7 separate regions of the Mus musculus genome follow, and all the other regions are linked to region 5. A link is a loop called in an ENCODE intact Hi-C map of the cell type or tissue named here. Cell type or tissue: heart. All regions are shown on one strand. Region 1 has its middle 40 kb from the start of Gm40816. Region 2 overlaps Commd1 (COMM domain containing 1). Region 3 overlaps Commd1 (COMM domain containing 1). Region 4 has its middle 24 kb from the start of Gm40816. Region 5 holds the start of B3gnt2 (UDP-GlcNAc:betaGal beta-1,3-N-acetylglucosaminyltransferase 2). Region 6 has its middle 20 kb from the start of Gm12052. Region 7 has its middle 57 kb from the start of Gm40816.

What was found. Hi-C counts contacts between places; a loop is a spot of excess contacts. Peaks named below come from ENCODE experiments on the same cell type or tissue, not always from the same donor. Only the 100,000 strongest peaks of a DNase experiment are listed, where the experiment ranks them.
Region 1: a loop joins it to region 5, with 1.9 times the contacts of the local background. A loop is called at or near these places in 5 of 42 quality-filtered maps.
Region 2: it touches region 5 in a loop (2.3-fold over the local background); 2 of 42 quality-filtered maps call a loop at or near these places.
Region 3: a loop joins it to region 5, with 2.6 times the contacts of the local background. A loop is called at or near these places in 20 of 42 quality-filtered maps.
Region 4: it touches region 5 in a loop (2.0-fold over the local background); 2 of 42 quality-filtered maps call a loop at or near these places.
Region 6: it touches region 5 in a loop (4-fold over the local background); 19 of 42 quality-filtered maps call a loop at or near these places.
Region 7: a loop joins it to region 5, with 2.1 times the contacts of the local background. A loop is called at or near these places in 3 of 42 quality-filtered maps.

Annotation. Positions count from the first base shown.
Region 1 is chr11:22,691,892-22,695,891 of GRCm38, forward strand. No RefSeq gene overlaps it. Among named protein-coding and RNA genes, the nearest start is that of Gm40816, 40 kb to the left of the region's middle. In heart, CTCF peaks have their summits at 1,371, 2,302 and 3,454; a DNase peak (open chromatin) is centred at 3,050.
Region 2 is chr11:22,967,294-22,971,293 of GRCm38, forward strand. The region is part of intron 1 of Commd1 (COMM domain containing 1); the gene reads right to left. Among named protein-coding and RNA genes, the nearest start is that of Zrsr1, 2.7 kb to the right of the region's middle. In heart, a CTCF peak has its summit at 2,372; no DNase peak of the experiment used is centred here.
Region 3 is chr11:22,956,474-22,960,473 of GRCm38, forward strand. It overlaps Commd1 (COMM domain containing 1), which reads right to left. Exons shown (of 3, transcript NM_144514.2): 2 at 1-219. Among named protein-coding and RNA genes, the nearest start is that of Zrsr1, 14 kb to the right of the region's middle. In heart, CTCF peaks have their summits at 613 and 1,720 (motif pointing left); a DNase peak (open chromatin) is centred at 558.
Region 4 is chr11:22,675,742-22,679,741 of GRCm38, forward strand. No RefSeq gene overlaps it. Among named protein-coding and RNA genes, the nearest start is that of Gm40816, 24 kb to the left of the region's middle. In heart, a CTCF peak has its summit at 1,801; no DNase peak of the experiment used is centred here.
Region 5 is chr11:22,857,769-22,861,768 of GRCm38, forward strand. It overlaps B3gnt2 (UDP-GlcNAc:betaGal beta-1,3-N-acetylglucosaminyltransferase 2), which reads right to left and starts at 1,967. Exons shown (of 2, transcript NM_016888.5): 1 at 1,726-1,967. In heart, a CTCF peak has its summit at 2,317; DNase peaks (open chromatin) are centred at 543, 1,093, 2,083 and 2,763; H3K4me3 peaks cover 3,286 bases; H3K27ac peaks cover 2,094 bases.
Region 6 is chr11:22,629,673-22,633,672 of GRCm38, forward strand. No RefSeq gene overlaps it. Among named protein-coding and RNA genes, the nearest start is that of Gm12052, 20 kb to the left of the region's middle. In heart, a CTCF peak has its summit at 2,045 (motif pointing right); DNase peaks (open chromatin) are centred at 149, 509, 1,539 and 2,279; H3K4me3 peaks cover 465 bases; H3K27ac peaks cover 1,682 bases.
Region 7 is chr11:22,709,243-22,713,242 of GRCm38, forward strand. No RefSeq gene overlaps it. Among named protein-coding and RNA genes, the nearest start is that of Gm40816, 57 kb to the left of the region's middle. In heart, a CTCF peak has its summit at 1,615 (motif pointing right); no DNase peak of the experiment used is centred here.

The DNA of each region.
Region 1 (4,000 bases), 170 kb before region 5:
ACCCACAGAGGCCTGAAGATGGTGTCAGGTTCCCTGGAACTAGAGTTCTAGGTGTTTGTGAGTCATGGTGTAGGTGCTGGGAATCGAACCCCAGTACTCTAGAAAAAGCATCCAATACTCTTTATCAACGAGCCATTTCTCTAGCCCAAAAGTTTTCTGCATTTCAGAATAAATTTAAAAAATGGAAATTAATAAATAATAATCACAAGAACTTATTTACACTTTGTCCAAACAGTAGACAGACTCCTGGTCTCTCCCTGCCTTTCTGGTACATGTTATAATTTTAGAGAAAAGACTAAATAAAATCTATAAATGTACTAATGCTAAGTTAGCTGTGAGCTTTGCCTAGGAATTGTGTGGAATCCCCTCATGTGAGGCAAGTCTTTCCCCTGCCTGACCCAAGAGCTGTAACTCTTTTACTAGTGTAGAGAAATTTTAATTCTTTGTGGTCAACTGGTTTAATAGTTTGAAAGTAGAAGGAAGGGTCACAAACATCTCTTTTTAGAATCCAGTTTCTATGGCCAGGTGTCAACACAGGGTGACAGTGACAGTTCCTCCATCTTCAAAGTTGTCAACATATCATTTTCCGATCTGTCTCTGGCCTGTTTCCATCATCTGAATCTGACCCAACCCCAACCCTACAGCGTGCCCACCCCCTTCTGCTCATGCGTGAGCCTGCTTTCCTCTCCTAAGAACCTTTTTGTTGACACTGAGTTTGCTCATGTAATCCAGTATAATCTTCTCACATCTCAAAATCCATAACTAATCACATCTGCAAAAGCCTCCTTTGCGTGTAACATGACATATTCACAGATCTGGGAGATTAGCATCATGGACATCTCCAAGGTATTTTTCTGCCTGCTATTTCAGATGCTGAAATAGTTACCAAGCCCTAGTGTGGTGACTTTTGTTGTGTAGCTCAGAAAAAAAGCCCTTGTGCTGCTTAGCTCTGAATCGGGTCTCTGCCCTGGGGAGATGACCCGATAAGGCCAGCCAAAGGGTAAATACTAGGGTGGCAATATCATAGCTGGAAACTCCCATCTGAAGCACAGCTTTGGAACCATGAAAGAAAATGACTGTAAACACCACAGCTGAGCCACAGAACTTTCTCAGAGGAGCTACACTTGGTTATAAATATAACACTAACCCAACACTCTCCTGGGTAAAGCCCCTTCATGATTCCCCCATGCTTTAGAAAAGGGAAAAAAGAAAGTCTCAGAAGAGGGTTTTTCAACCTCAACTCTGACAATGCTCTGAGCCAGGTCGTCCTTTGTGGTCAAGGGCTTTCCTGTGCATTGCTGAGACTTTATTTCCTTAGAGTGACTCACCCAGACCCCACACAGCCTTATGACACTCTGCTGGATGTCCCTAGAGGGCAGAATTGTACTCAACTGAGATGCCCTGTTCTGGAAGAGCCTCCAGGATCTGAGTCTGGCAACTGTCCAATTCTGTGCTTTCTTCTCCAGCTACCTTAGGGATGAAAGGTAAGGACTGTCTCAGCAGAGCTCACTGTCCCTCCACTTATCTACCTCTTGTCACCTAGAATTGGTTTCCTTGTGTCTGAGTCAAATGTTTCCCACTTGCCTCTGACCCCCACACACCACCCCTGCTCTGCCTATGCTGTGGCAGCCTGATCCTCTGTATATCCCTCTTCATAACTGCCTAACCACAGACTCACTTCTTAGGAACTGTGCCCCTAGCACTGCATGATGGGTACACGTTGTTGCCCAATCTACTGCTGCACCACATCAGACAACCAAGACAGGAATCAAAGTGTGAAGAATGGCGGGTGAATCAGCCCCTAAGGAAAGAAATGAATTTTGCTAGTGATGGCTGGCCCTACTACAGTTAGTAGGTAACTTGAGTATGATTTGGGAAAGTCTTCTGAAGACAGTGAGCCCAGGGTTCCTACACATCAGGACTCCTTTCCACCAGGACTTCTGTCCAATTACGGCCTCCCTGTGGGAAAGTCAGCACCATGAACTTGGTACCTAGCAATGGTCCACTGAGAGAGGATGTCAGCTCAGTTGTAGCTCTCCCAAATCAGAGACATCAAGATCCTAGGATGTTCCTTCTGTGTTGCCTACCCAACCTGGGTCAGGGATACACAACAGCACAAAGACCTCATGCCACAGAAACTAAGCAAAGCTCATTGGATGACCCCAGTTTAAAAGAAAGAAACCTCAGACTCTAAAATGGAACCTTCTGGACAAGACTAAAATTACAAGGGCCTGTCTCCGAGGGCACTGCCAGAGTTTCCCAGGACATGAGGTTAGTTCTCCTGCTTCCCCATGTGGGGGCGCAGCAGGCTTCACCCCATTCCTCACAGGTTCCCAAATATAAGCACCTGCATCCCACAAGACATCAGTATCTGAGTTAAGTGTCCTAACTTTGGTCAAGATATTGACAAATATATAATTGTTGCATTATTATTCATTTAATATTCCTTTAGATATGTATATATGTGTATATATTTTACCTATATATGTGTATATATATCCTTAGATATGTATATATGTATTATAGCAATTCTGATTATATAACTAACATGTTCATTGTAAAAAATAAAGATGTTAAGCAACTCAAAAAATAAATTTTAAAAGCACCTTTTCTACATCTCTTTAACCAAATAGACACACAATGTGACTTTTACATACCAAGCAAATGAATTAAAAAAAAAAAAAAAACAGATTGTATCTGCATGGTTTGGTCAGTTTCAAGAATTGCATGGCTAAACTTTTCTGTATCATCCAATTCTGTGTCTTTGGAAGACTTAAAGCTTCTAGACATCTCTGAGGACCTCTCACATTCTGTGAAGAAGGCAGGAAAGGGAGGCCACAAGTGCCAGGCCAGAGGGCTCCACTCATGACAGCACGGTGTTCCAGCCTTCTGCTCAGCACGGGATCCTTCTAGTCCTGGGAAGACTCTACTGGCACGGCAGGCTAGGGCACAAGGTTCCCGTCTCCCAGAGGCATCTCTCTGGCCTCCTGAGATGAATGTACTCTGTTATGTAGAGTCAGAGCTGAAAAGGTGGGTCCAGTATCCTCCTCTTCTACAAAGACTGTGTCAGAAACCACATTCCTGGGCAAAAGACCAAAAGTTGCATGTCTGTTGGGGGTTATCTGGGGCAAAAATAACCTTCCCACTATGGACAGGGCTCACAGAGAGAAGCACTGCAGAAGTGGGGGGTGGGGCGGGGGAATAGAGTTTAAATTTAGGAAGGTTCCTGAAGGTTCCATGCTCAGTCGGCCATGACCTTGCACCCCTGCTGGAGAGCTGGTGTTTGCTTGCCTCACCCTTATGCAGCCTTGTAGCATATCATAACGCAAAACCACGTTCAGTCCAACTTCAAAGTTCCCAGCCACAGTCTATCACAGCATCAGCACTGTTAAATCCAAAGTTCAGCAAAGTCTCTCCTGAGACTCAGGCAGTCTCTTCACTGTAATTCCCCCTTTTAAAAAAATACCACATACTTTAAACAAACAATATCACAGGATATGCATCATGGTTCCAAAAGGGAAAAAAGGAAGTATACTGAGGAAATGCTGGACAAAGCAAGACCAAGACCCAGCTGGGCAAACTCCAAACTGCATCTCCATGTCTGATGTCAAAGCCCTCTTCAGCTTTCCAACTCCTCTCAGTTTTGTTGACTGCAACACACTCCTCTGTCTCTTGGACTGTTAGCAGTTTTCCTAGCATGTATCTCACATCTTGGGGTCTCCAAGGCAATCCACGCTTCACCTTCACAGCTTCATGCAATGGCCTCTCTAGGCCTCCATGCAGAGACATGCCTGACAGATGCCTGGCCTCAGGAGCTTCTCTTAGCTGTGGGGGGAGACTCCACCATTCCTTTCTTGTATCTTTGAGTCTAAAGCCAGGACCACTGGCTTAAGCTGTCAAGGTCTGCAGCTTGCTGAGGCTGGAACATGGTCCCATTGTTCAAATACATTTTTGCCAGCTTTCTGGTTTTGATGGTTTCCTTTACTGCCTAAGTTTGACT
Region 2 (4,000 bases), 110 kb after region 5:
AGACTCTTCATTCCAGCACAGGAGGTAACAGAGTCAGGAGGTTCTTTGTGAGTTTGAGGCCAGCCTGGTCTACATATTGAGCTTCAGAACAACCAGTACTAACACACACACACACACACACACACACACACACACACACAAAGTATATTTTTAAAAAATGAGAAATGGAGGTTATAAAAATAACTTTTATTCACCTGATATAATTGTCTCAGAGGCTTACTGTTGAATAATCTTATCCTTTTTAGTTCTTTCTGAACTCTGGCTGGCTAGTTCAACTCTGCCGTTCTGGCTAAAACTCCTCTCCAAGTTGACTGACTCAATCTGACTTCTCTCGGCTTCTAACTGAATTGCTCTGTCATCAAACTAACTCTGGCAATTTATTCTAATCTTCTAGCTCCTTCCTATTGTCTGGCTTCTGCTGCCTCTGCTGACCTACACTGACTGCATGAACTCAGGAACAAACTCAAGTCCACTGTGCTGCACTCACTGCACTGACCCCTGACGGACTCCTCTCCCTGCACTGCTCTTAAATAGCTTCTATTTCCCGTGCGTTCTCACAGGAGTTGGGAATATCCTATCTCTGACTCATTCCGTCAAATCTTTCTCTGATTCACCACTTTGCCTCTCAATTAGACATCACTTTCAAACACTAGTGCTGCTTCCTCTGCACACTAATCTTATGTGCATTGTTTGGGATTGAAGGTGTGGAGTGCATCTGCATTCTAGCCAGAGCACACAGAACTAGGTCTTTGGATGTTATCCCTTCCCAGAGCAGCCATGTTGCTGGATTAAAATTCTTCTACAGGAGGCAAAGAAAGTTGTAAAAAGGCTAATTTATATTTTTGCTTTCATCTTTATGTGCGTATTCATATTCACTGTCAGGATGCTCCCATATGTAGCCACTCCTTGAATATACAGGTACAAGGGGCAAGGAAATAGTCTGTCTCACTGATGTTCACAAAGTCCAGAGGTATACAATGATGTTGACTTGAATACATGGCTATATTTCATATAAACTAATAATAATTTGTTTTCTAAAATGCAAAATATGCTCTGGATAAAGAAAGGTAAATTTAAAGTCGTAAATGGTAATGGCAGGTTCTCTGTTAAGAAATAGTGTAGGGCTAGAGAAGATGGTTCAGCGTGTAAGAACGTGGCTGCTCTTACAAAGAACCAGGTTCAGATCCCAGCACCCACATGATGCCTCACAACCATCTAGATCCAAGGGAACTGAAGCTCTCTGTGGGTACCAGGCATGAATACGGTACACAGACATACATGCAGGCAAAGTACTCATACACACATAGTAATAAAAATGACTTTTTAAAGCTAGGCCATGGTGGCACACACCTTTGAGTACAACACTTGGGAGGCAGAGGCAGGAGGATCACTATGAGTTCCAGGTCAGCCAGGGCTGCACAGAGAAACAAAAACCTGAGAGAAAGAGGGGTGTGGGTGTGTGTGTGGGGGGGGGGGGATTTTACATAGAAACCCTGTCTCAAAAAAACATAGATAGATAGATCAATAGATAGGTAGGTAGATAGATAGATAGGCAGGCAGTCGTATAAATAAGCAAGCCCAGGCTGCAGTCTAGGATGACTTTCATCTTCCAATCCTCCTCCTCCTTCCTCCCCAGTTCTAGGACTGCAGCCGTGTACAAGCACTGTGCCTGGCTATGCAAAATTCTGTGGAATTTGTTTTGTTTTGTTTTTTTAATGAAAGAATTAGTTGAAACAATTTCTTTTTCTAATTTTTAAATTTGTTTATTTCATGTGTATGAATGTTTTGCCTCAATTGGAGACCAGAAAGACCTCTGATCCCCTAAAACTGCAGTAACACTGGGTTGTGAGTCACCATTTGTGTGCTGGGAATCAACCCTGGCTCTTCTAGAAGAGCAACAAGCACTTTTCTTTTCCTTTCTGTTTTTCTGTTTTTGTAGACCAGGCTGGCTTTGAACTCAGAGATCCGCCTGCCTCTGCCTCTCAAGTGCTGGGATTAAAGGCGTGCACCACCACCGTCTGGCTCCCACTCTTTTTAATTTTATAATTAAAAATTCTACTATATTAATTTATCCATCTGTATGTGACATGTACTTGTCATCCATGCATTTGTAAAGCTTGTGCCGCCACTGCCAGCCTGCAAAAAGAGCTCCTAACCACTAAGACATCTCGCCAGACCCATTGAAACAAATTTTTTATTAAAAATAATTTTAATTTCAAAATGCCAAGCCAAATGTTTAGATGTTTTTATACACAAAATTATTACTGTTGAATAGCCAGCAAAAGTATTTTCTGCCTCGAACATTCCAGAATAAGGAAACATTTAGACATCTTTATGCAGTCCTGCAGCTATTAGCAAACCAATATTCTACTGCCGCCTACAGTAGAAAAATAAAATTACAGCTAAAACCTAAACGTACGCCCATATTTTACCTCAGGACTGTGTCATGCCAAGAGACTCGTGCAAGATAGTTGCTGCAAGTTCACATCCTACCTGGGCTACCCGTGGAGTCCCAGGCCAATCTATATTAAAGACTGAGACTGTATCCCAAGTAATTAACTCACAGGTTTTTTTTTGTTTGTTTGTTTGTTTGTTTTTAGAGACACAGTTTCTCTGTATAGCCTGGCTGTTCGGACACTTTTACAGACCATACTGGCCTCAAACTCAGAGATCTGCCTACCTCTGCCTCCTGAGTGCTGGGATTAAAGGTGTTCACCACCACTGCCTGGATTTGTTTAATTTTCTTGTGTGTGGGGGGGTACTCTTTAAATCTATTTTTACTAATGTTTAATTACATTATCCAAACCATATTGTAAGAGTAAAATCTTTCTCTATAAGAGGGACCCAGACCTTAACACAACTGACTCCATGATGGAAGTGCCATTCAGGCCATAAAACTCAGCACACAGACAGCACCACCTGCCAAAAATTAAAACAAAGATTTAATCAGTTAAAGCCCATAAGCTATGGGAAAGATTCTAAATGAACTGACCTTGCTTCTGACTAGTTCTGCTTCTGGCTAGATGTTCTTGTTAACTGAAATATGTCAACCTAGGATATGGTTTTGGTGCTTAAAAGGTCACCCTGAGAAAGGCTCAGTGTTGCACTGCAGTCCCAAACACACAGTGTAGTACCAGCAGCCTAATAAAGATTTTCTAGCTGAGTGACAGCATTGTAGCCCTTTAATCCCGGCACTCAGGAAGCAGTGTAATCAGTATAGTATTTTTTTAAAAGTCTTTACACATGTAAAAATAGCTTAGTCAGGACCTCCACTACAGCCAACACTGTGTCTGATACCCAGAACCCAGCAACTTCACACACTCAAGAGAACCTGATACAGGTATAAACCCCATGATGCGGACTGCTCTGCATATCTGGAGTGATACCTCCTAGATGAACCCTGTGGCTGGACAGTCTCCCCAGGATCCTGACCCTCAAATCAGAGACTTCTGTAAGACTGGACCTGACCTCCAGCTAAGATACATCACACAGGTGAGCACCTTGGGGATAAAGACTTAGGACCATATTTAGAAATTTAAAGTGTGAACCTTGTATGATGACCCTCAGCATAAAATATAACTTTTGCTATACACAGGTATCTACCTTCTTTCTTGTGACACAGAGGCAGGCAGAGCTTTCTTCTTAGTTAGGGTTTTACTGCTGTGAATAGACACCATGACCAAGGCAAGTCTTATAAAGGACAACATTTAACTAGGGCTGGCTTACAGATTCAGAGGTTCAGTCCATTACCATCAAGGCAGGAACACGGTAGCACACAGGCATGGTGCAGGAAGAGCTGAGAGTCTGACATCTTCATCTGAAAGCTGCTAGAAGACTAGCTTCCAGGCATCTAGGATGTGGGTCTTAAAGCCAATGACACACTTACTCCAGCAAGGCCACAGCTTCTAACAGTGCCACTCCCTATACAAACCATCACATTCTACTCCCTGGCCCCTATAGGCTTGTGCAAGCATAAGAGCCTATGGGGATCATACCTAAA
Region 3 (4,000 bases), 99 kb after region 5:
CCGTGACTGAGACTTGCCATCGACTCTCCAGCTCAGGCCCCGAAGGCCGTTGTCCCAGCGGCTCTGCTTCATGAGACTCTCTCGGATTTTTATCTTGTGGCTCTTCCAAAACTTGGAGATGACTGCAGCTTGCTCACTGGTGATGCCACCTTGCTTTTTGGTTTGAGCAGTCAGGAATGCCTCTAACTGGTTGAAATCCATGTCTGCAGATGCAATAGACTATAAAGATAAAAGAAAAAGCAATATATTTGAACTTGGTAGATAACTAGACAAAGCTAGCTGCCTAGCTACAGAACATATTTTGATTGAACTTAGTTTCACCAGGACTCCTCTCGGATAGCCTGCTGTTGCCCTGTGTCATGGAGATCCTGAAGCTGTGGGTCTGTAGGACCGGCCCTGAATCTGGGCCTAGGTGGTAGTTAAATGGATCAGACTGCTAGTTCTCCCACACACCACCACCAGAGCTAACTCTCTGGCTGGCCAGGCAAGGCTCAGAGCCAGCTCTTCAGTGATCAGTGGGGCCAGCTCTCCAGAGCCAGCTCTCCCAGGCTGCCTAGGTAAGGGGCAGGGGCAGGATCAGCTCTCCCATGTGGGCAGGGCGCCACTGTGTGGTAGCAAATCAACACCACCTCCGGAGGCATGGTCTTTGGTGAGTCCAGACATGACCCTGAGCAGCAGCACAGGCATGAGACATCACCATGGTCTCAGATGGCAATGCAGGCCTCTCTCACATCAGGCTGTTCCTCACCGCCAGCCTGTCTCCAGTTCTCTCTTCATAGTCACAAACTTCTTACCTTCTCTGTCTCTCCCATCTCTGCAACTACATACTTGCTCATTGCAATGGCACCTACTGGGCCCACACTGCTAGCCTGTGGTCTGTGGCTGTCTTCAATCCAGCCCATGCTGCACAGCCTAGACATCTATTACTTCTATTGAGTCTCATATTCTAGTTTCCATTTCACAGACAACATGGTCGTCAGAAGCACTAAGTTTCCATAAAACCAGAGAGCCAAAGAGTCCTAACTGTTGAGCCATGTTTCTCTGGCTGGTTGTCCTAAGTGACTGCACACAGATATGGACACTGGCATCGCTGCTGCTGCTGCTGCTGATTAAAAAGTCAAACTGATTCTTTCTACCATCAATGATATAAAAATGTTACCACCCAAGGATTAGCTATTAAAGCTTTATTTATATCCCTTAGAGAGTGATTTTCATCTTTTCAAGATTTAGCTGTTACAAGTGAGAAATATGTATTGTTAGACGTAAGCCAACTAGTTTAGTTTAACAATTTGCAGGAAAGTTGAGAAGGTGGTGTAAATCAAACCAGTGTGCCAAAACTCGTAACACTGTTATCCATAGGCAAAAAGGAGCCACCAAATGCTGGACACATGGATAATTATGATGCAAAGCTAAATCTGAGGACAAAAGTAGCTGAGGCGAAGTGGGAATCCCAGAAGCTTCCTTCCTTGGCCAGATGTTGCTGTAGGTACACCAAACCAGGTTGAGGGCAGCTGCAGTCGCACAGGCCAAGGACAGCTACAGATCTACTGTTGTTGATGTCTCTATTAATATAAAAGTTGTGTGGACGGATTGGTGAGATGGTTCAGTGGTGAAGATCACTGGCTGCTGCTGTTCTTCCAGAGGTCCTGAGTTCAATTCCCAGCAACTACATGGTGGATCATGACAATCTGTGAAGGGATCTGATGCCCTCTTCTGGCATGCAGGTGTATATGCAGAGAGAGCATTCATACATTAAAAAAAAAAAAGTAAAAAAGAAAACAAAAATGATAATGATAAAGTAAAATAAATAAAAATTTAATTTTCTTTTTAAAATTGTGTGGCAAACACCCAATCATCCTGATAGATTATTTCACATTACAGTTGAACACATTTACTGCTTAATTGCCATATTACATAGAAATAGAAATATTACTTTTAAGACTAGCCTGATGGCTCATGACTATAATCTCAGCACTCAGGACATAAAGTCAGGAAAATAGCCAAGAATAAATCTGGCCTGTTTATATAAGTTCTAGGGCAGGTAGAGCTCCATGGCAAGTCCCCAAGGAGAGGGAATGATTACTGAGCATGTTATACTAGAATTGAGTTAAATATTCCTATTAGCATCTTCTTTTACGACACTGAAACTCTGTACCATTTCTGCCTCATTCCACTCTGGGATTTTACTCTGGGATGTGTGTGGGGATGCGCCCCTGTACCGACAGTCTGAAAGCAGTAGCAGCACCCACATCCTCAGCTCACCAGGAGTTCCATGACAGCATGTCTTATTCTGACATAACTCTGTCTAGAACATAAAAGCTATTTTGGTTGAGTTTCAATCAGTATCTTGATCTGGGGTCAATCCATCCTTTTCTTAACACAATTCAAACATAAACGGGGAACCAACTTAGAATTGAATTTAAAAAGTCATGCATTCTCATTTAATACCAGTTTTTTAATTCAAGAAAGGCCCACATCAGCTTCATTGCAGTTTTCTTCTCATTTTTAAACATATAAAAATGTAAAAAGCATTCTCAGCTGGGAGGTACATGCTTTTATCCCAGCATTCAGGAGGCCGAGGCAGGAAGAGACAGCTTGGTCTACAGAGTGAGTTCTAGGCAGTCAGGACTATACAAAAACAACAACAACAACAACAACGAAACACTATCTCGAAAAACAAACAAGAGGCAGGCAGATTTCTGAGTCCAAGGCCAGCCTGGTCTACAGAGTGAGTTCCAGGACAACCCTATACAGAAAAACTGTCTCGAAAAAACAAAAAACAAAAACAAACAAACAGCAAAGAACGAAAACAGAAATAATTCTCGGCTTATGAACTATACAAGGACAGGAAACATGGTCAAGCCCTGCTCAAGAACATACCACAGAATAGGCTGACCCAAGTCCACGTGACTGCAGTGTCCTATGCACCTGACCCTATACGAGAAAACTGGTTTATAACAACCACAGCCTAGAAATTAACTTTGTTTACTTGAGAAAGTACCTTAGAACAGTTTTAGTAAACACTAAGTTTTTCAGAAATGTGACTAAAATAGCTTTATAAACAGGATGCTGAGCATTTGGAAGAAGCATTGCTGAGTGTAAAGTGTATGAGCTGCCAAAGCAGCTCAGCTGTACAGTAAGTGCATTTGCTGCTATTTGTTCACAGCGATTCCACATATATGTACGACAGGAACACATACTGACTGCTTGAATGGTTACAGCTTACAAAATCTCAGGTTACTGTAGCTTTTCATTTATTTATGTCATGCTGATGTTTTAAAAAATACAAACTATATTTTGTGTGTGCATATGTGTGGTAATTGTGTACATGTGTGGGCTGTGTATGTACATATGTGTGCTGTGTGTGCTTTGTGTGCATGTGTGTGTACATGTGTGTGTACATGTGTGGTGTGTGTATGTGTGTGCATATGCATGGTGTGTGTGTGCATGTGTGTGCAAATGTGTGCTATGGGTGTGCATATGTGGTGGAGGGGGGGAGCGATCATGCATGTCTGTACATAAATGTGGAGGCCAGAGGTCAGTGTTAGTGTCTTCTTTAATCATTTTCCATCTTCCTTTTGAGCCATAATATCTCAGTAATCCTGGAGATTACTGACTAGGTCTGTGTGTCACCATTACCACTTCCACACTGGAGTGAGTTACACATGCATGCTGCTGTGCCTGGCTTTTTACATGGATGCCGGGAAACCAAATTCAGCTCCTCATGTGCGAGTATCAGGCACTTTACAACTGAGTCAGTTCCCCAGCTCCATATACTTACATAAGAACTTATTATAAGGATATAAAATCAGTCGTAGGAAAAATGTTTATTATAAAAAGTAAACAGGGGCTTGACAGATGGCTCAGCTGTAAAGAGCCCTGGCTGCCCTAGCAGAGGACCCAGGGTTCAATTCCCAGCCACCGATATGGCAGTTCACTGTGACTTCAGTCTCAGGGATCCAACGCCCTCCACTGGCCTCCCTGGGCACCAGGCATGCAA
Region 4 (4,000 bases), 180 kb before region 5:
TGGTTTTACTCAAAGGATAATTATGTTACTACTGTGTAACAAGTCAGCAAGAAGGACACCAACGCCCCTGCATTGCTACCTCATGGTCCCAGTCAAGCAGTGATTTAGCTGAGTGACTGCTCAGCTAGATCTTTTCTGCACCCAGAAAGTCAGCTGAGGTTGCTGTCATCAGAAGACTTCTTTCCAAGATGGTTCACCCACATGGGTTTTGACAGAAGGTCTCAGTTCCTTGCCACACAGACCTCCCCAAGGAACTGCTTGGGTATCCTCACATGACAACTGCTGTTTTCCCCACCCCTGCTCCATTTCCCCAGCAAGTAAGCAAAAGAGAAAGCAGAAAAAGCCTTCCAGGACAGTTTTGAGAGTCCTAAAGGAAAATGTTGTTAATTCTTCCACAAACTATGCTATGAAAAAGACAGCTCACTCTCATTCTCTAGGGGGGATTTGGTTCCACTTTGAAGTGGTAAGTATCAAAGAACTTGTAAACGTATTTCTGAATTACTAAAAAAGTAAATAAATCATACTTTATAGAAAAAGAAAATTCATACTTGCACACACCCATGCACACACACGCGCACACACACACACACACACACATTCTTGTCATTTATTAGATAAAAGTTTATGAGCAGTCAAGAACAGAAAATTAAAAGATCCACTTTGTGGGCTCTGTGACGTCTTACTTTGTGTTCTTTTAAGTGATCAACTATTACGTAACATGAATGGCCCACTGAAGAGGAGTCAACATATTAGAGGCTGTATTTTGTTATCTTTATGGTCCATATCAGTGTATCAGTATGTTCTCCTATTGCTTCATTAATATACATGTGATAGGCTGACATTATTTGAGAGAGAGAGAGAGAGAGAGAGAGAGAGAGAGAGAGAGAGATTCACTTATATGTCAGACAATTCCAGGTTAAGATGCTGGCATCTGCTTGGCTCTGATGTGGAATCCATGGCAGGTGGCACGTGTATATGCAGGAGGGCAAGATCATATCACCAAACAGGAAGCTACGGAACATAGTGTCCTGTGATCTCTCCTGAGGGCATGTTCCCAGTGACAACACCCCCTACTAAACTCCACTCCTTAAAGGCCCATACCGGCTCACAAGATTGCTATATAAGGGGCTAAAGTGATGACTCAGTGATTAAGAGCATGTGTAGCTATTGCCAAGGGCCTAGAATAGGTTTCCAGCACCCACATAATGACACACAACTGACTGTAACTCCAGTTCCAGAGAAACCAACACTGTCTTCTGTCCTCGGTAGGCACCAGGCATGCATGTGGTGAATATACATGTATGCATGCAAAGCACTCATTCACATAAAATAAAAATAAATCTAAAATTTAAAAATTGCTATACAAAAGCCCAAGCCTCTAACACATGAAGTCTTAGAGGGCACATTCAAACATGTCAGTCATCGCACCAGAAACCTTATATAGATATGATGCCCAGGGTGACAGTTGAATTTAGGATTAAAAGTAACATACTGATTTTTCTCTCCGGGGTCTCTCTGAGGCAGGTCTGCACAGGAGTGCTCAGGCTGAAGAAGCAACACAGCTTCTTGGACACAATCCTATGGGGCCCTCATCCTCAGCCAGGAGGTGGAGCTGATCCTCAGTCCTCTGTGCAGCTTCCCTGCCAGAGGAGAGCTTGCCTCCAGGGAGGGTTCTGACCCTAGAACTCAGGTGAGATCGCCATTTTCTCTCTGATGTCTCTCTGAGGCGGGTCTGTGCAGGAGAGCACAGGCAGCAGAGCTTCTAGGACAGGTCCTACATGCCTACATCTGCAGCCAGGAGGTGGGGCTGTTCCACAACCCTCAGTGCACTGGTCTTGCCAGGAGAGAGCTGGTCTCTCAGGAGTGCTGATACAGGCTAACAGACTCACAGAAGGAACAAGCTCCAGCCAGTGACAGCTAGAACATGTAACATCAGAGGTTACCAGATGGTGAAAGGCAAACATAAGAATGTTACCAACAGAAACCAAGACTACTTGGCAACATCAAAGCCCAATATGCCCAACACAGCAAGTCCTAGATACCCCAACATACCAGAAAAGCAAGATTGGATTTAAAATCATATCTCATGATGCTGGTAGAGGATATTAAAAAGGACATTAATAACTCCCTTAAAGAAATTCAGGAGAACATAGCTAAACAGGTAGAAGTCCTTAAAGAAACACAAAATCAAAAATCCCTTAAAGAATTACAGGAAACCACAACCAAACAGGTGAAGGGGAAAAAAAAAAACCATCCAGGATCTAAAAATGGAAGTAGAAACAATAAAGAAATCACAAAGGAAGAAAACTCTGGAGAAAGAAATCCTAGGAAAGAAATCAGGAGCCATAGATACAAGAATCACTAACAGAACACAAGCGATGGAAGAGAGAATCTCAGGTGCAGAAGATTCTGTAGAAAGCATGGACACAACAATCAAAAAAATGCAAAATGCAAAAAGATCCTAATCCAAACATCCAGGAAATCCAGGACACAATGAGAAGACCAAACCTAAGGATAATAGGCATAGATGAAAATGAAGATTATCAACTTAAAAGGCCAGTAAATATCTTCAACAAAATTATAGAAGAAAACTTCCCTAACCTAAAGAAAGAGATCCACATGAGTGTACAAGAAGCCTACAGAACTCCAAATAGACTGGACCAGAAAAGAAATTTCTCCCAACACATAATAATCAAAACACCAAATGTTCTAAATAAAGGTAGAATATTAAAAGCTGTAAGGAAAAAAGGTCAAGTAACAAATAAAGGCAGACCTACTAGAATTACACCAGACTTCTCACCAGAGACTATGAAAGCCAGAAGATCCTGGACAGATGTTATACAGACCCTCAGAGAACACAAATGCCAGCCCAGGCTACTATACCCAGCAAAACTCTCAATTACCATAGATGGAGAAACCAAAGTATTCCACGACAAAAACAAATTCACACAAAATCTTTCCATGAATCCAGCCCTTCAAAAGATAACAAAGGGAAAACTGCAACACAAGGAGGGAAATTACGCCCTAGAAAAAACAAGAGAGTAATCCTTCAACAAACCTAAAAGGAGGTAGGCACAAGAATAGAATCCCAACTCTAACAACAAAAATAACAGAAAGCAACAATTACTTTTCCTTAATATCTCTTAATATCAATGGACTCAATTCCCCAATAAAAGACATAAACTAATAATTTACTGGTTACATAAACAGGACCCAACATTTTGCTGCATACAGGAAACCCACTTCAGGGACAAAGACAGACACTACCTCAGAGTAAAAGGCTGGAAAACAATTTTCCAAGCAAATGGTCCCAAGAAATAAGCTGAAATAGCCATTCTAATATCGAATAAAATCGAGTTTCAACCTAAAGTTATCAAAAAAGACAAGGAGGGACACTTCATACTCATCAAAGGTAAAAATCTACCAAGATGAACTCTCAATTCTGAATATCTATGCTCCATATGCAAGGGCAGCCATATTCATTAAAGAAACTTTAGTAAAGCTCAAAACACACATTGCATCGCACACAATAGTAGTGGGAGACTTGAACACCCCACTCTCATCATGAGACAGATCCTGGAAACAGAAACTAAACAAAGATACAGTAAAAACTAACAGAAGTTATGAAACAAATGGATTTAGCAGATATCTATAGAACATTTTATCCTAAAATAAAGGATATACTTCTTCTCACCACCTCATGGTACCTTCTCCAAAATTGAATATATAATCAGTTGCAAAACAGGCCTCAACAGATACAAAAATATCAAAATTGTCCCATGCATCCTATCAGATCACCACAGACTAAGGCTGACCATCAATAACAACATAAATAATAGAAAGACAACATATACGTGGAAGTTAAACAACACTCTACTCAGTAATAACTTGGTCAAGGAAGAAATAAAGAAAGAAATTAAAGAGATTTTAGAGTTTAATGAAATGAAGCCACAACATACCCAAACTTATGGGACACAATGAAAGCAGTCCTAGGAGGAAA
Region 5 (4,000 bases):
GCCACCAAGAACTTCGTTATGATCTCTATAAGCGCTTAAGCATCTTATTTGTCCTTAAAAACAATCTTACTGTCCAAGTATCCCATTCCCGAAACTAAATAGGGGATACAAGCCTCTTAAGGAAAAAAACATTGTCATTTATCAGCACGTGGCAGAGCAAGCCTCTAGAATGGACTCCTAAGTTTAGCAGAGAATCCGACATTTACACAAAAACACTAAATTAAGAACGGCAGGCTGAGTCCTGAGTGGGGAAAGCAGTATTCTACGCCGAGAAAGGAGTTCCAAGCAGATCTGCTGATAAACATATCTGTACACACTGCAAAGGCCGGAAATTATTCGGGCGAGTTCTACAGGGCTCCCGCACACTTCTTTGGTCTTAAAACCTAACCGTATAAAGAGCTCTAGGACCGGCGTAAAAACTCCCCGGGGTTCCATCAGCTTTCATAATCTCTATTCAAAAGAAACAGAAGTTGGACTAGAACAGGAGGGAAGTGACCGGCCTGCCCCTGAGCCGGTCCCCTATCAAGTGCGCGGTCCAAACCCCACAGAAGTGCGCTACGGCTGGGCCCCGGTCCCGCCCTCCTAGCTCCACTCAGGTCCAGTGGCCCTCTCATTAACCATCCCATCACTTTCCGAGGCACAAAGAAGTACCCTGGAAGAACCTGTAATAACACGAAGCCCATTTTCACCCATTGGCTTCGAAACCTGGAAAAAGCTACGGCTTGGCGGGGAGCGGAGGGGGCAGAAGAACAGGTTTAATCGTTTGAAGCAGTCAAGTTGGGAGACCACAGTGGGCAGGGGAGCGAAGGCCAGCCACCCTGTATTTGGGGCAGGAGCGAACATGGGGCCAGCCCAGGTTACCCAAGTGTGCATTACTTTTCAAGATGACCTCGCACGCACTATGACACTAGAGAGGAGTCTTCAGAGCTTCCTTCCCACACAAGACCCGGGAGCTCAGAGGACCCTAGGCGAGTGCATTTGAGCAGGTGCTAGGTGTTACGTCCCCAGAAGGGTCCCAGCCCCTCAGGTGCGCCCACCTGCCAGTCGCAGGGCCAGCTCCCCAGGCAGTCCTGAGTCTAGTTAATCATTCAACGCGGGCGGCGTGGAATATTTTTTAGAGGTCAACGCGAAAGGTTCTCCTGAAGTTTCACAGAAACCAGTCTTTGGGGACCCGAAGATAACAGTGCCAGCGGATGGGGGTGAAAAGCGGCAGCCAGCGGCTCACAAACACCTGATCTGCCCCTGCGGCACCCTAGACCAGCGCAGTGCGCGGGCGGGGCAGAACACCGCCCGCGACGCTCCCCCGCCGCCCAGGCCCGCACCTCGTGCGCGGGGTACAGCGCGGCTCAGGGTGTCGCTGCCCTCTCCCTGTGGGTGCAGGAAGAGCGGAGGTCGAGCAGGTGAGAAGGTCAGGAAGGAGGTGGAGGCCGGGAGACTGGGGAGAAGGTGAGGAGGCTGTAAAGGAGGGGAGAAGGACCAGGAGGTGAGGAAGCCGGACAGGAGAACGGAGACCGGTGAGGATATCCGGGAGGTGAGGAGGCCAGGGAAATGATGTGCGGAGGCCAGGAAAGTGAGACTGGGAGCGGTGAGGGGAACCCGATGGAACGTATGCGCAGACAACGCAGGAGCCACAGAAGAGCGGCGAGAGCGCGGGGCGCCCACACCGGCCGGAACTAGCGCGGCGGGGCGGGGATGCAGGGCCGGTGCCCACCCACCCGGCCCTACCTTGTCTAGGGACACCTCCAGCTCGGCGGGGCGGGGCGGAAGACCGCGGCCGCATCCACGTCCCAGCCGCTCTTGCGGCTCAGCCCCGCGACCGCCGCCGCTCTCGCTCCATGCGCAATGCGCGGACGGGCGGCCCGGCGGGGTCTGGGCGGCTCCGGCTCGCCTCAGCTCCAGCACTTGTTGCCGCGGCGGCCGCTGAGCCTTACTCTCGGCCCCGGCTCCTGGCACCGCCGCCCCCTGCCGCGTCCCTTCGGTCCCGCCCCCGCCCGATTCTCCAATCACACGCCGCGCCACCGCGCGCGTCACCGCCGGGAAGGCCGCGCTCCCGCCCCGTGGCCCAAGTTTGGGAAAGGCCGAACTCGAACCCTCCCGCCAGTTGGCGCCCAGGTCCCGCTGGGACTGCGCCCCCGGGCCCTTCCCGAGCTCTCCGCCCCTCGTAGCACTGAGAAAACCTAAGGCTTCACTGGAGCGCGCGGTGTCCAAAGATTACAGTCTCCCCCGCTCCGCCAGGAAGTAGCCTCCCCCAGAAAAACAGCTGAGACTTGAGTCCCAAACCCTGCTGAGATCCAGGGTCTAGTGTAAACTCTTCAGCTACCAGGGCGTGGCGCTTGGTGAGAATTTGCCAGCCAGCACTGGCATGTAGCTAAGTCTAGACGGCTCCGAGTGGCTTGTGAGCGGGATCCACGAGGGGAGGTGAGAAGAGGGAAACCCAAGTGCACCTGACCTTTGCTCTCAGCGTACATAGTAGCGGCAGCCACCTAGATAGATGCCCAAGGCCTGAGGGTGGTGCCTATCTGGCCTCTTCGGACCTTCAGGTTATGAAGCCATCAAAGACACGATGAGGTCTCCACGTGGTTCCACTCGGGTCTCAGGAAGTCAAGAATGCAAGATGCGGGAGGCGCTGGGTGCGGAGTTCGCTCGGCGACTTCAGAAGTTGGGCTTAGCAAGACATCTGAACGCTGAACCCCCGTGATGCCGCTGGACTGAGCACCAACCACACCCAAGCATGGATCACGCGGGACCCGGAACGGTCCCCCACCCCCAACCCAGCGCCTCCCCAGGCTCCCCAGAGCGCTACGTGCCAAGGTGAGGCCCAGGAAAAAGCCGGGGAGACCGGATGGAGAAGTTGCTCTAGTTTGTAGAGCTGGGTGGGCCGGCCGAGTCGGCACGCCCTCAACACCGAACCTAGAGCCTGGTCCCCACAACCTGGGACGCGCTTGGAAGCTGCTTCCTCTCCCCTCCATTCTTATTGCTAAGGCCTTCGGTCGACCCTCTGGAGATAATCACACTGAGAAGTTAACACTCTACACCTGTTTGCTTTTTTTTTTTTTTTTTTTTTTTTTCAGAAGGCTGTCAGATGGAGTTAGTCAAAGGGATGCCATTGACTTTCGAGCGCTGGAGATTGAATTTCAGCCAGCTCGACCAAGACCACGAAGTCTTACTTACAGCCGCAGAAAGAAGTAAGTGCGAGTTGTTTGGGTTGAGCGCAGAGCCACGTGTGTACGGTCATCCACAAGAAGGAATTCTGAGTCAGTGGTTCTGGAAATGTTAAGATTGACAATCTGCAGACCGATCTGTTCTTATGTTTGTCACTACGTTCCCAAACAACAACAACAACTTGGATTTTTATATGTTCACATAAACTGTTAACCACTGTCACTCTGAACAAGAAAGGAAGAGAAATTGTATGCTTTTCTTGACTCTGAGGAATTTTTTCCCACGATTATATTTATAATTCAGAAAGCCAATAAAAGAAGCAAATTAGAAGTTAGGTCTGTGTACTTGATTAACTGCAGACTGCCGTATTGATATTTAAACGTTGTGACGAGACAAAGCTGGATTCTTGGTGGGCATTTTGTTATTGTATTTCCCCCTTAAATGGCTCTCCGAAGCCACAGACATGCTTTCAAGGATTGCTAGGCAAGAAGTTTTGAGTAAAGTCAGCTGGCAAGCAACAGGGAAAGAAAGCTTGAGTCTTTCAGAGCTGCCAAAAGCTGCCCAGGCCATGTAGTTTTGTTTTTGTCTTTTTTTTTTTTAAAGGCGTTTTCTCCTTGGTGCCATTGAGTGCAGCTGGAAATGTTCCATCCAGCTTCCAGTGTGACTTTGGGGAAATAACTCAAGTGTTGGATTCCACACCCACTTAGCTGTCCTGCTTACTCTTAGGTTATGAGGGATTCATCATCGAAAGGCAGAGATAATACATTCAACAAATGTGCTGTCCAACCCAGGCGCAGACGACCAAAGAAGTGCTTAATAATTAAATAAATTAAAACTA
Region 6 (4,000 bases), 230 kb before region 5:
GACCTGAGTCAAGTAACCTGTTGAGACCAGTCCCCTCATCTACCCAGAGGCCACTCAGCAAATGCTTAGCTCACACTCCTGGATTCCTGTGTGGAACAGTGGAGATAGCGATCTGGCTCGGAACAATTCCAGCTGTAAACAACGCACTTCCTGACGGCAGAAGCAGAGTCCTCGGGAAAATGGCGCGGGTCTGCCTGCAGCCCGCCCCCGTTCTGTGCTGTGGGTGATGCCCGGGGAGCAAGCCTGGAAAGTATGTCTGTTGACAGCAAGGAGAAGCGCTAAATAATCTGCCAGGGACAGGAACTGGCCGCTAGCTAGATTTTTCTACGTAGGATTATATTTTGAAATAATTGCTTCAAGATATTTTTTTAAAAACTTGGCTGGCTCAGGGAGACATTCAGATGATGGTCTGGGGCCTTCAATGTAAGCTAAGGCAGGCTTGTAGAATCATCACCCAGCACAGAAGGAAGGAAGCCAACAACTGGGGCAGAGAGAACGCTCAGTGAAGTGCGTTGGGTTTCCGGTGTCCAGAGTCAGTGTCAGACTGTGGTCTGCCAAAGGTCCTGAGAATCCAGAATGACTTCCCACATGCTCTGCTAGGGGAGTATTGGTGGGGAGGGGGGAGGGGGAGCTTTGGGGACTAGTGACAGAAAGGTTGTCAGCCTAGCCCCAGTCCACCTGGTCAGCTGACTCCTATTAGTTGATAACTCACCCTTGGAGTTACTGCGGAGAGCTGGGCAGCCCTCCCTCAAATGTCCCCTTGGCCTTCTCTCTGTTTTCTCAGGCCTCTGCACAAATGCCACCTTCTCAGGAAAATCTACCCTGTCTGAAAGGCTGATGTCCCCGCCTCATTTCCTAATGTTAAACATGTTGTCGTTCCCATTACAGTTTATATCGTCTATATTGTAACTATCTTAGCAGGAACAAAAATATTCTATTTTATTTATTTGTTTGCTTATTTTGGGACACGGTCCCATGCATACGAAGCCCACCTCAAACTCTCTAGTTGAAGAAGACCTTTAACTTCCCTGATGATTTTTGCCTCCACCTCCAACGTGCTGGGATTATGGGCACGTCACAACCGACACCCAGTTCATAGTTTCTTCAGTGTTCAGGATTGAACCCGGCTTCTTCTGCATGCCACACAAGCACTCTGCAAGCTGAGTTACATCTCCAGCCCCTGACAGGTGAAGCTATTCTAGACAATTCTGAACACACACACACACACACACACACACACACACACACACACACACACACAAGGTCCTGTATATCTCTCTAGTGAAATAATGGTCGCCATGAGATTAGAATCCCCCAAGATATTCATGCTAGGAGAAAGAAAGGATGGAGGCAGAGAGGAACATGGGTCCCAGAATGCTGTTTCACACAGCTCTAACAACTGCACAAGCCCACCTGGAGGACAGATTGGAGGTGTGAAAGGCAGGGCCACTCATTGCCCAGGACTGCTCAGCAGTGTGTACCGCGTGTCCTCTTATTAATCCTGAACTTCATGTCAGGACCCCACAGTGTGCTTGGGAGCTATGGGAGCTGTTTGTTCCTCTTGCTGGTGCGACCACACTGAATACATCTTTCTCTTCTCGATGGATGTTATTCACCTCTCTGATTGGCCTATTGAGAGGGGAGGGAGATGACCACGCCTAGGTTGCTGGACTGCCAGGCTGTGACCCAAAAAACTCTGGTAAGAATATTTTCCCCTCCAGCTAAGATGTCAAGTGCAAGAATGTATATTTTTACTTACAGTTGGGTCCAAGGGTTTTAGAAAAATGCATTCACATCATAAAGACTAGTAAATATTTACTGAATGTGTGAAGGAATCTTACATTTAGTATTGACTCACGTACCAAACACTAGTTATTTCCCTTAGATAGTTATGTGAATGAATATACCAAGAATGAACTTATAATCGCCTAGTGTAAAAGCAGGAACTACTTGCTTGTTTTCTTGAACTTTCAGTTAAAATTGGGGGGGGGGGGGGTTTGCAATTCCTGCATATAGCCACAGGATGGCACCATTGCTCAGTGTATTTTCTCTGGAAAGCCGGCTGGTATCAGAAAATTCTCCACCCTCCTTCCCCTCCTCCTTTTTCTCTCTTCCTTCCTCCTAATACTGTAAAAGTAAGTCTTTTCTGAAGCTCTGGAAGAAAAGACACCGAGCAGAATACATTGCTCGACACCTGTCTGGATCCCTTAGCTCCATCTTCTCTCTGGCCCAAAGCCCAGAGTCCTGCTGTTCCCAGGCTGAAAGGCAGTGCAGGGACCTTTAGGAATGCACTCCCTCTCCTCCCCACCACCCCACCACAGCCCCTGACATCCACTCTGAGTTCCTAATAGCACCATCTCAGCAGCCCCTACCTATCCTTCGGTCTGACTCTGAGAAACCATCAACAGAGAGGTTCTCTGGCCTTTGTCTACTGGCCTTATGAAAAGAATCATGTGATGCCTTTGAGGCTGTGGGCGGCACTGATGGTATTTTGTAATTGGGGAACAAGTTTCCAGGGGTGAAGCAGGGTTACTAAAACAAGAGGACAAAAGGAACATTAAAGATTTTGCTAACCTGATAACCCTGCTCAAACCGAACAATTGGGGGGCTTCCATTTCCTGGATCACAGCAGAGCTCTGACTTCCTGGGTTTGAAGGCTGTGGTCTGGTTCTAGCCATTTGCTGGTCTCAGGAATGGAAACCAGTAACCATCTCCAAACAGAGATTGGGAAAGGAAAATAAGTCACACCCACAGGAATTGTGGGTGCTCCCCCACTTCAGGCTCACCTCCCCTCTTCCAAGGCCCAGTCTAACCCAGACACAGTCACTGCAGGGAGCATGAGCAGTGCTTGACTAGAAGGTCATTCAGGGTGATGATTAGGACAGTCATCAATTCCTGAGGCCCAAGAGTGACTCACTTAGCTCTGATGTGCACAGATCAAAGGAGGGTATTTATGGCTTAGACACAAGCCTGCCATTCTTTGCCATAATAAATAATATAAAGTCCTCATTCTGCTGCCTGTCTCTACCCCAGCTGTCTTTGTACTGACATGAACACCCTTCTCTCTTCTCTCTACTCTTTTCCACCTTGAAAAATGTCAAGACATTCTTTGCTGGCTCTCAGACACTCGGCTGCCATGGTGCCATGGGGAGAGGGGCTCAAATGCCCATGTCCCCAGATAAGAGCACAGGCGGGTCTAGAGTAGGCTTGGAGCTAGCTCTTCCTGAGAACTTACCTTTCTTATTTTGCTTGAATGTGTCTCAGTGTTTGGGCATGCTAGAAGCCCAGCCTCCATTTAAGAGCTCCGTGACTTCAGGAGATCTGTCATGCTTCCATTCCCCAGTCTATAAAATATGGGTAATTAATAGCTCAAAGTCTGACTTATGAAAATGACAAGATAAAAATATGTAAAGTGCTCAGCACCAAGCCTGTTGCAAAACAATGCCAGTGAGCGCTGTTCGTGCTGCAGCATTCTTGTGGTATTTCCAAGAATTTATGGATGCAGCACAGACTGTTCTGTGTGTCCTCCTCAGTGAGGATGTGCACCCCACACCCCGCCCCCAGGACTCAAGACTAACAAACACTCTTACAGGAAGCAAATGGCCAGGAGGATGCTGTGAGCAGGTCCAGCTCAGCTTCTCTGTGGGCACTTCAGACCAAGTACTACCCAGTCGTTAGGCAGTGCCGGGTGCTTCTGGATGCTTTAAGAAGCCACATCTCTGGCTTCTAATCCCTAGATGCTAATAGTAGCCTTTTAGTTGTCACCAAAGAAGTGTCTCTGATGTTTGTCTGCAGTGGGCAATGGTTACCACAGACTCAACTAACCCCCTCTCCTAAGGCTGCAGGGACATTGCAGAAGAGGGAGTAGGTACTGAGAATTCTGCAATTTTGGTTTCTTTTACAATCCCAGAAATATTATAAGAATATAATATTCTTTTTAAAAATATAATATTAAAAATATAATAGAATATAATATTCTTTTTTTGTTTTAATCCCTAGT
Region 7 (4,000 bases), 150 kb before region 5:
TAGAGGAAGTAAAAGTCAGCAGAAAATAGCTAAAGATCTCTACAACCCTATTCCTGCCTCAATCACCTCTTTCTGGTTTATCATTTTAAAATTAAACCAAAATGGAGGAATGTTAGCACCTTAGCATTCCTTCTAGGCTCTGCCTAACAGTTATCTAACAATAGCCAGGTAGACCTGGCTTGCTATAAAAAGGACTGTTTGGCCTCTCTTAGCTTCTCTCTTTTTCCCCTTCCCTTCCCCCTCCCTCTCTTTCTCTTCTCTTTTTCTCCCTTTCTTTCTCTGTCCTTCTCTGTCCCCTCTCTTTCTCTGCCTCTACTCCCTTCTCAACCCCCCTCCCATGCCCCTAAATAAACTCTATTCTATACTAGACATGTCATATGGCTGGTACCTCAGTGGGAAGAGATGCCTCAGCATGGGCCCACTAAAGCACCCCTCCTACCACACCATACCGTGATCTACAAAACATATCATTGGCTTATAAAACATCATTTGGTGCCATGACTCAGATTTACAAACTTGCAGGTTCACATTCCCCACAGCATGGACATTTCAGCCATCAGAGTGCTAGATCTCGCCATCCAAACACAGGTGAATTGGTAAGCCTCCCCACCACTGGTCAGTGTAAACAGCCCTGGTCTAAAGGGACGGCTGACCACCCTCTAGTGTTCTTGAGGACGGAGGTATTCGCAGTCTCCATGAGTGGTTCTTCTCACTAACTCCTCATCTTAGGACCTCTTCCCTTCGGAGGGATCTTTCTCTCTCCTCGACATGCTTTCTTTCTCATTGCTGAAAAATCCTGGGCACAGGTAAACCATTCTCCCACAGCTCGGGCACTGGTCCACAGCTCAGGCCCTAGTTCACCTCATAACAACCTGGTAATCTAGCCTGGCTGCCATTCCTACTCAATGGGAATGTCTTTACCACTACTTCCAGGTTCCCTACTGGGACACCTCCTGGTCTTAAAGGCTTCCAAATTCACCCATTAAATTGTCCCCAATACCCACTAGATAATAACTCTAATTGGTCACTTAAAACTTTTACAGCTCTATCCAGCTATCCAAAGAATGGAAGGTTTCCTATGTATAGGCTTTTCCCCACCTTCACGCCAAACCACTTTATTTTGTGATCTAGCTAGCTTGTTCTCCACTCTCTGCTCCCCGCTCTAGGTTCCCTGCTCTCTGTTCTCCATTCCATGCTCTCTGCTCCCCACAACTTTGACTCTAACAGCATTCTCCATACTTTGTTTCAAACTTAACTTGCTCGACAGCCACCTCCAATGCCAGCCATTTGCTGTAGTGGGCAGCCTTAAACTTCTGCTTCCTGGGAAATTTTTGTCTCTGATTTCATTCTGGTCCATACCAGTTTTAAGTCAGTTGTGTACCACACAAGCAACTCAGCTGCTCCATGTACCACACAGACCCACCGGGCTGCTGCTCGGACCCACAAGGTGGCAGAAGCTGCCTGCAGTGACAGGGAGACATCTCTTTACATGCACATAATGCCATGCCTGCCAGGCAAAATATGTCTATTTGTCTCTTTATATGTTTGCCTCTGCTGATACATAGCCATGCTTCTGTTGTTTCATTCTAAGATATAACAAACATCTGACTTTCCTTCAGGGGGCACTATAGCTCCAGCACCATCTTAGCTAAGGGCAGTCACATGGCTGGCTGTAGCTTCAGTCCCATCTTAGTTGAAGACAGTCTTATGACTATCTGCCATCTTTGTTATGGGCAGATAAGATTTTTTTTTTCATATGTTTACAATAATTTAATTTAATATTAGCTTAAAGATTTGTAACATTTAAAAGGTTGAAAATCACTGCCTTAAAGATATGTTTAGCCTTGGTTTTGCTACTGTCATTACTGTTATTAAGTTACAATGTAACCTCCTTGTTTGCTAGATACACTGTAAAGCAAGTAATTAAAAGCAGACACAAATTGTCTAGCCCAGATATGCTTAATAGATACCAGCTCTCAATCTTGTCAGAAATCTGCTAAATATAATGTTAAATGTTTATGCTTATTATGACAGACAAAGACTCTCAAATCCTAACAGTGACACCCCCCTCCCCGACACACACACACACACACACACACACACACACACACACACACACACAGAGTCTCCAAGAAGATATAAACACAGCATCAAGAGACTACCTGGATTGTGGTATGATAACCACTGAGAAAGACTGCCCCATTGCCTTACTTGCTGCCAGGGCTCTTCCTGAACTGTGGACAAACAGGGAACCCAGAGAATTAAATGTCTCATATTGCCTAAGACACCGTGAGTCATTCATTTCTCCCATGTTCCTACTCTCCAGGAAAAGCCTCTCATCTTCTGGGCTGGATGACCAGACTGACTCTGCCGAGTTGTGATGGCGACCACAAGGACCTGGGAGAATTGTGTAGGTAGTGGACTATAGACCAACCTCTGTCATTTTAATTAAAATATGACATCTAGATTATAATTTATTCTTCCCGGATTTCTAATAACATTGACAGCTAAGCTAACTGCAGCTTGACAGCTAGAAAACAGACAACTAGATTCTTACCCCAAGGTAATCCACCACCATATTAGCTCATTAGTCAATTCCTTAACTAGTTAAGACTACCAGATCTCTTATCAAAAAGACAGACCAGTTAACCTTGCTCACAGACTTCATAATAACGTATATACAAGTTTAGATATAACCCTTCGCAGATGTAACCTTCTCTTACTCCCTTACCTAAACTCAGTATCCAGTGACTAAAAACTTCATATTTCCTCCCCTTGCTATGCCACTGTTATATTGAGACTTCAAGAGTTTAAAATCCTAACATTAGCCGGGCAGTGGTGGCACATGCCTGTAATCCCAGCACTTGGGAGGCAGAGGCAGGCAGATTTCTGAGTTCGAAGCCAGCCTGGTCTACAGAGTGAGTTCCAGGACAGCCAGGACTACACAGAAAAACCCTGTCTCGAAAAACAAAAACAAACAAACAAAAAAAAAATCCTAACATTAACCAATAGAGTTATTATAAATTAGCCTAGCTCTAAAAAAACATTCTACTATATAATCAAACTTTTGTAATCACAAATTCAGTTTCCTTTGGTTGTCTTTTAACTATAGACTTAAGGTATTTCTCATGCTAAATTATATGATCAACTATCATATTCACAAGATCATTAAATGTTTGAGTTTCCTTTGATTGTCTTTTATATGTAAACTTAAAAATACTTCTCATTGTGTTAAATTAATGTATATTCAGTCCCCTAGACAGAGGGGGAAAGCTCTTCTAGCCCCTTCTGCTCCATGAAAGGTCTTCCCTAAGCTCAACTTTCCCAGTTTCCATCTGGTGACATAGTTCCATTTGCCCCACAATCCAATAGAGATCTTTTGAATCCAGAAGCTTAGCTTGAGGGTGTGAAATGCAGAATGTGGTTATCTGAGCATATACTGTATGTGGCCAATACTTCTGAGGCCAGTTAGGGTCTGAGGTAGGTCAGAGTACAATACTCCAGGCTTCCCCTTGTATAGTCATCCCCTGTGCTGCAAAATTGGCACCAGCCAATGGGGAAATCCTGGTTCTTTGGGCTGGGTTCAATTGTCTAGCCTTTGTATGTATATATAAAAGGTACCTCTTTAGGATGCCTTGGGAGCCAAGAACACTTATTATACTTAATGAGAAGGAAACAATTATCCTTAGTTGATTTTTGTAAAAATGGACTTTCTCAGAAAAATATGAGAAGAGCTGCTTACAAGATAAGTCAGGAGGCAGCGGGGGTTGGGGTTGGGGGGGTGGGGTGGGAGATGGGGCCGGGTACAAAAGGAGCAGAGAACAAGGAACAGAGAAAGTCCATGAATGGATACAGTTCCTGCAGAATGAGTAACCAGCTCAGGGCTTCTGCAAGGAAGGTAGACCTACTATAAATGTCAAGCAGACTTCTTCCAGGGACCTGAGTCCTTCTCATAATGTAGGCAAAAAGGCGATTTAGTAGTTGGGTTCCAGCTTAAATG